2 separate regions of the Homo sapiens genome follow, and region 1 is linked to region 2. The links are chromatin loops, found by intact Hi-C in ENCODE. Cell type or tissue: transverse colon. All regions are shown on one strand.

Evidence for each region. A loop is a pair of places that touch in the nucleus more often than their neighbours do. Peaks named below come from ENCODE experiments on the same cell type or tissue, not always from the same donor. Only the 100,000 strongest peaks of a DNase experiment are listed, where the experiment ranks them.
Region 1: it touches region 2 in a loop (9-fold over the local background); 2 of 110 quality-filtered maps call a loop at or near these places.

What each region holds. Positions count from the first base shown.
Region 1 is chr7:87,317,257-87,321,256 of GRCh38, forward strand. No RefSeq gene overlaps it. Among named protein-coding and RNA genes, the nearest start is that of TP53TG1, 26 kb to the right of the region's middle. In transverse colon, no CTCF peak of the experiment used is centred here; a DNase peak (open chromatin) is centred at 2,015; H3K4me3 peaks cover 661 bases; H3K27ac peaks cover 896 bases.
Region 2 is chr7:87,605,722-87,609,721 of GRCh38, forward strand. It overlaps a transcript of ABCB1 not described here. Among named protein-coding and RNA genes, the nearest start is that of ABCB1, 6.8 kb to the left of the region's middle. In transverse colon, no CTCF peak of the experiment used is centred here; no DNase peak of the experiment used is centred here; H3K27me3 peaks cover 1,200 bases.

The DNA of each region.
Region 1 (4,000 bases), 290 kb before region 2:
ACAACCTCTTCACATGCAGGGATGGCAAGCCCAGGCAGAGAGGAGCTCATTTAAATTCCTGACCTTCCTTGTGCTCTCTGAAGTACAAGGAAGCTGGAGTAGCTGCGAGTAGCTGCAAGCAGCAGCAGCCACAGCCTCTGGGTTGTTTCCTGACATTCTGGGACAGCTGACAAAGCTGTACATCAAAGGTAGGAGCAGAGACTTGGGGGCAGGCCAAATTAGACAGGAATTTTAGCTCTGTTGGATGATTTGGGGCAAGTTGCTCACTTTCCTAAACCTGTACAATGGGGATAATAGTATCATCTGCTAGGACTACTGAGAGGATTACATGTGATAATGTACATAAAAGATTCAGCAGTGCAAGGATGGGGAAGCTGCTGATTGTATTAATACTATCAAGTATTAATGAATGGTAGCTATTCTTTGTATTAGTATTCATACTATTAATCTCTGCTGGGAATGTCTCAACAGCCAGCAGCCAGCTAGCCCAGTCTTGGGGTCTCTCATTTACCTCCCTCTTCCCGCGCTATCAAGAAGCTTGGGTGGAGGTGGCCTGCCAGGTATTGAGATCTAAAGGGCAGGCTGGATTTAAGACCTCAGAGAACACAGCCACAATGAAAGGCAAGTGATGTGTCAGACAGGTCTCAGCAAGTTCAAAAACCAACACAAACATGAAGTCAAGTATGGAGCTGGTTTTTTCATTCAGAGGAGACTCACAGATGTGTTGGGGAAGCCTGGGCAGGGGTGAGCAGGGTGCCTCTGTAGTGCCCACTTATATTTGTAGATGTAATATGGGGGTGGCTAGTGCCATCCTCAGGTCCACAAATTATGCCTCCATCTCCTTGCTATCATTTTCTCAACATTGCTCATGGTTGCTGAGACTGAAGAGGTGACAATGAATCAAATCTGGGTTCAGATCATGTCTCTGCCCCTTTTTCAATTATGTGACTTTGGGGAATTTATCTCTTTGTTTCATTTGGTTTCATCAACTGTGAAATTAGGATTATTCACCTACACTTCAACGTTGTTCATAACTAGAATTGCAAGATTTTGACAACAAAACTATAGGACACATAGTTAAATCTGAATTTCAGATATAACCAACAAATTATTTTTAGTACAAATTTATTTTTTGGTTATTCTAGTTAGCAATTCCTCTAACCTTTTTTCAAGGTTCTTAGCTTTCTTGCATTGGGTTAGAACATGCTCCTTTAGCATGTTTTTTGCTTTTTATTGTTACTCACCTTCTGAAGCCTACTTCTGTCAATTCGTCCAATTTATTCTCCATCCAGTTTTTTCCTTGCTGGCGAGGTGTTGTGATCCTTTGGAGGAGAAGAGGCGTTCTGGTTTTTGGAATTTTCAGCCTTTTTGCACTGGTTTCTCCCCATCTTTGTGGATTTATCTACCTTTGGTCTTTGATGTTGGTGACCTTTGGATGGGGTTTCTGAGTGGATGTCCTTTTTGTTGATGTTGATGCTATTCCTTTCTGTTTGTTAGTTTTTCTTCTAACAGCCAGGCTCCTCTGCTACAGGTCTGCTGGAGTTTGCTGGAGGTCCACTCCAGACCCTGTTTGCTTGTATCACCAGCAGAGGCTGCACAACAGCAAAAAAATTGCTGCCTGTTTCTTCCTCTGGAAGCTTTATCCCAGAGTGGCATTCATCAGATGCCATCTGGAGCTCTCCTATATGAGGTGTCTGTTGGCCCCTGCTGTGAAGTGTCTCCCAGTCAGGAGACACGGGGTCAGGCATCCACTTGAGGAAGCAGTCTGACCCTTAGCAGAGGTGGAGCAATGTGCTGGGAGATCTGCTGCACAGAGCTAGCATGCAGGGACATTTAAATCTACTGAAGCTGTACCCACAGCTGCCCCTTCCCCCAGGTGCTCTGTCCTAGGGAGATGGGAGTTTGATCTATAAGCCCCTGACTGAGGCTGCTGCCTTGTTTTCAGAGATGCCCTGCCCAGACAGGAGGAATCTAGAGAGGCAGTCTGGCCACAGCGGCTTTGCCAAGCTGTGATGGGCTCCACCCAGTTCACATTTCCTGGCGGCTTTGTTTACACTGTGAGGAGAAAACCGCCTACTCAAGCTTCAGTAATGGTGGACGCTTCTCCTGCCACAAAGCTCCAACGTCCCAGGTCGACCCCAGACTGCTGTGCTCGCGGTGAGAATTTCAAGCCAGTGGGTCTTAGCTTGCTGGGCTCCATGGGGGTGGGATCTGCTTAGCTAGACCACTTGACTCCCTGGCTTCAGCCCCCTTTCCAGGGGAGTGAATGGTTCTGTCTTGCTGGTGTTCTAGGTGCCACTGGGGTATGAAAAAAACTCCTGCAGCTAGCAGGACCAGATGTATTCACAGCTGAATTCTACCAGAGGTACAAAGAGGAGCCGGTACTGTTCCTTCTGAAACTATTTCAAACAATAGAAAAAAAGGGACTCCTCCCTAATGCATTTTATGAGGCCAGCATCATCCTGATACCAAAACCTGGCAGAGACACAACAAAAAAAGAAAACTTCAAGCCAATGTCCCTGATAAATATTGATGCGAAAATCCTCAATAAAATACTGGCACACTAAATCCAGCAGCACATCAATATCTTATCCACCATGATCAAGTCGGCTTCATCCCTGGGATGAAAGGCTGGTTCAACATACACAAATCAATAAACGTAATCCATCACATAAACAGAACCAATGACAAAAACCACATGATTATCTCAATAGATGCAGAAAAGGCCTTCAATAAAATTCAACACCCCTTCACACTAAAAACTCTCAATAAACTAGGTATTGAGGGAACGTATCTCAAAATAGAAGAGCTATTTATGACAAACCCACAGCCAACATCATACTGAATGGGCAAAAGCTGGAAGCATTCCCTTTGAAAACCGCCACAAGATAAGGATGCCCTCTCTCACAACTGATATTCAATATAGTATTGAAAGTTCTGGCCAGGGCAATCAGGCAAGAGAAAGAAATAAAGGGTATTCAAATAGGAAAAGAGGAAGTCAAATTTTCTCTGTTTGCAGATGACATGATTGTATATTTACAAAACCCCATCGTCTCAGTCAAAAATCTCCTTAAGCTGATAAACAACTTCAGCAAAGTCTCAGGATACAAAATCAAAGTGCAAAAATCACAAGCATTCCTATACACAAATAATAGACCAACAGAGAGCCAAATCATGAGTGAACTCCCATTCACAATTGCTACAAAGAAAATAAAATAGCTAGGAATACAACTTTCAAGGGATGTGAAGGACCTATTCAAGCAGAACTACAAACCAGTGTTCAAGGAAATAAAAGAGGACACAAACAAATAGAAAAACATTCCATGCTCATGGATAGGAAGAATCAATATTGTGAAAATGGCCATACTGCCCAAAGCAATTTATAGATTCAGTGCTATATCCCCATCAAGCTACCTTGACTTTCTTCACAGAATTACAAAAAACTACTTTAAATTTCATATGGAACTGAAAAAGGGCCCACAGAGCCAAGACAATCCTAAGCAAAAAGAACAAAGCTGGAGGCATCATGCTACCTGACTGCAAACTATACTACAAGGCTACAGTAACCAACACAGCATGGTACTGGTACCAAAACAAATATATATATCAATAGAACAGAACAGAGGCCTCAGAAATAACACCACACATCTTCAACCATCTGATCTTTGACAAACTTGACAAAAACAAGCAATGGGGAAAGGATTCCCTATTTAATAAATTGTGCTGGGAAAACTGGCTAGTCATATTCAGAAAATTGAAACTGGACCTTTTCCTTACACCTTACATACAAATTAACTCAAGATGGATTAAAGAATTAAATATAAGACCTAAAACCATAAAAAACCCTAGGAGAAAACCTAGGCAATACCATTCAGGACATAGGCAGGGACAAAGACTTCATGACTAAAACACTAAAAGCAATGGCAACAAAAGCTAAAATTTACAAAAGAGATCTAATTAAACTAAAGAGCTTCTGCACAGCAAAAGAAGCTATCACCAG
Region 2 (4,000 bases):
GCTCAAAAACCTTGATTTCTGTGTCATTCAAATAAAGACAAAAACAGCATATTCCTAGGGTTTTTGTAAGAAGAAAATAAGGTAAGATTTGATGTGTGTTTAGTATAAATTGTATTATTTCCCAAATATCCTAATAAAGATGGTCAATGGAGCCAAGATATGAATAAAAATTAAGAACATGAGAGTAAAAGTGATGACTGGAAAGGGCTAGTAATGGACATTGAAAATAAATAATAATATGGCAATAATTTTATTACTTTTAAAGAAATCTATAAAAACAACAAAATTATGAAGAAAATTGAATAAATTCACATTTAAAACCAACAACAAACCATATAGCTATTTATTGCAAATATCACAATAGGTTAATATTCTTAATATATAAAGAGCTTATATAAATGGATAAGAAAAAATTCAAAGGTCTAATAGAACCGAGCAAAAGATGCAAATAGGCAATTCATATAAAAAAGTATGTAGTATACTGGTACACAGAAGAAAACATACTGAAATATTCATGCTAACTACAAAGAAATGCAAATTACAACAGCAAAGATATTTTGAAAAATGAGACTATCACATGCTCACAAGAGTTAAATAAACAAGTAGGAGTTGAAAATTATTCAAATGAATAAGGAAACATACATAAGGAAAACTTAAGTCTGTTTGACTCAGTAATTCAATTTTAGGAAATCTATCTTAAAGAAATAATTCCAAGTACAGAAAAAAATATCAGCCAAAGGTATTCATTGCTGCTTTATTTTATAACAGTGAAAAATGAGCAGTGACCTGAATACTTAACCACATATATATGGATGAATTAATTATTATACATCCTCTTTAAAAAAGTAGTAATATAAAACGTGCTTACAGAGTTTGTGATAACCTCAGAAAATACCTATGCTAATATGCAAGGACAAAAGGCAGGGGAAAATTATAATAGCATAATATTCACTATATCAAGCAAATTAATTGGTGTAATATTAGAGATAAAGATATCAAAGTGTCAAGAGTGATTATCTTTTAGTGATGAAAGTTAGGTCTGAGTTTACTTTAATTTTTTCTGTATTTGAGAAATTTCCTATATTAAAAGTGTATTATTTTATAATATTTTTTATAAAAGTTTGGAGATGGGGATGAGAATGCATTTTCAGAATCCTGGTTATTAGTATCTATCTCTCAGTGGAGTTTGCTCCTTATTAAGGGACACTCACATTGAATGAAGGCCAAAATTAACTGGCTAAAACAAGAAACATTGAGAATTCCCAGTATTTTTCATTTATTAATAAGTTTCTCATATTTCTGAAAATCTTACCCATGTTTCTAAGAAAAGTGAGAGAGGAAGAAGAGAGAAAGAGGTAGAGATAGAGATTCTCCTTAAGTAATAAGAAAATACATGGGAGGCTGAAATAACTGGATTCTAGCTTTGGTCATCAACTGTCTATATAAGTTGGATACATGGTTTTTTTCTAATTACTGTTTTCATATCAGCCTCAAAGAGTTATTGAGAAGATCAAAGCCCTGGAGGTATTTTTCATAACTAAGCACCATATACCTCCACTTGAGGAAGATAATACAGAAGAGAGAAGTCCAATTAAGGACTTCAGTGTCATTCTCCTGAAGAATTTAAGTTCTGTGAGGGTAGAAATCTTGTCTCTATTTTTATTCTGTATATAAAATACAGCACATACTATGTGCTCAATTCCTCCTTTGGGAGAGCTAGAGAAATGTCCATTAACAGCATTATTTGACACTTTATAGCTTATCCAAACAAATAAAGATGGACTTAAGCTGGGGAATTATTTTTTTCTTTGATTCTTTTTTTTTTCTTTACTTAATTTGTGTGTGTGTGAGACAGGGTCTTGCTCTGTCACCAAGGTTGAAGCACAGTGGCGCAATCACAGCTCACTGCAGCCTCAACCTCCTGCATTCAAAGGATCTCCCCACATCCTCCTCTCAAGTAGCTGGGACCAAAGGTGTGCGCCACCTTGCCTGGCTAATTTTTTTTTGTAGAGATAGGCTGTCACTATGTTGCCCAGGCTGGCTAAAACTTTTATTGATCACTATGTGGCAAGTACTTTGCTAGATGCTGACAATATGAAGATGAGCCGTGTAAAGTTCCTCAAGTTCTGTGTGTATATGTTGTTAAAGGTGAAAACGATTAGGATAATTTTAGCATATAAGGCAACTGTTTTGTTTTCATTTTGTTTTTACAAACAGACTGAACTTATATATCTAAAGTGACCAACTTCCTTTTCAAAGTCAATACCCAAGGAAGCTATATACCAATTTCAATGATGCCTGCCAAGAAATAGTTGGAACTTTTTTGTTGGATTTGTCCTCAGAGTCTACAAAAATATGATTTTAATGTCCTCAATAATAGCAAATTTTGCCTTTTACTGATAAATTTAAGTTTTAGAAACAAGATAACCCAACATTGCAGTAAAGAACATTGGCTTTAGCACCAAACAGATTGGGTTTAAGTTCTGGTCATTTGACATTGGAAAATTTATTTCTTTTGCTGCAACTAAAACTCCTTACTTGTAAAATAAGACAGTGAGTGTAAAGCAATCAGCTTAGTACCTGGATGTCTATATTCCGAATGTTTACTTGTGTTTATGTTGTTATTGTTAATAGACTAGTAAGTGATTTGCTTGAAAGAAGTTTCAATTAAAAATGAAATCTGGCTATAAAGTAATAAGCCAAATTTTCTCCTGTGCTTAGCAAATTATTCTGAAGATTATTCCTCAGGGAAATTCCTTTGACATTCAACACATATTTGGTTGGAACAATCCTACTATGTACCTATTTCCTCATTCTCTTAATTTATAACCAAACCCTTTGCCCTAAGATATCAGCACTGAGGAATTCCTGACATAAAAATAACAATATTACCCGAAATGGCTTTTGAATTGCAGAGCTTATAAAAACACCATTTCCCTTTTAGTTTTTTTTATCGTTTTATGATTCATAGACTTTGAACTTGTTTAATCTCAAATGAACTCTCTCCCAGGAGCAAGGTCAAGTTAGTTCAATGAGGTAACGTTCACTCACTTATTTCTTTAGAACACTTAGTATTATTTCACAGGACATATCTATTTAAAATATATTTCCATATACAAGAAACACTGCTAGCAGACCAATGAACAGTTGGTTAGATCTGACTTTACAATTTTAAGTTAGGAAATATTTTATTTTAAATTTGTATTGGAAACTCATTCATTCACTCAACAGTATTAATCAAGTACCCTGTATATGTCACATATTACTCTAAGTGCTTCGTATATATCCATGAGCAAAACATACAAAAATCCCTGCCTAGGTAGAACTTATATTTGATGGTAAGAGTAGGCAGATAGATAACAACACAGTAAATAAGTGATTTTGTATGTTAAAAAGAGTAAAGTATTACGGTGAAAAACAGAGCAGGGGAAAGAGAGTGGAAGTACCAGGTGGGCAAAGTTTACAATTTTAAGTAGGATAGTCAGGGCAGACCTCATTAAGGAGATAACTTTGAGCCAAGACGGGATAGAGCAGAAGGAAAGTTTTGAGTGGTGCCATGAATATATTGGAGATCCTCGAATACTAATAATTTTAAGGTTATTTCTTTAAAATAACCTTAATTTCATGCTCTAGTTTTTCTCTCTGGATTCATAGATGTTTGAGCTTGCAAGAGAATGTAGAGGTCATCTTATCCACTTCCTTCACTACTCTGAGTCTCTGAAATGCCAAAGAACTTGACCAAAAACACACATTCAGCTAGAAAGAGGGCCAAGTTAACAACACAGGTTTTCTGACACTGAGCTTGCTGTTCATTCTATCATATTGACAGGAGGATTCTAACAGTGAGGATTTTAGATTGGCTAGCATGGGAATCCATGCTAAGGGGACAGGCGCAATCATATTCTCTAGCTATTTTACTTCACTTTTGCATCAATTTTCTGTCATCTTGATTTTATTTTTGCTCTTGACCAGCTAGACCAGCTTGTTTTAATGATCATTC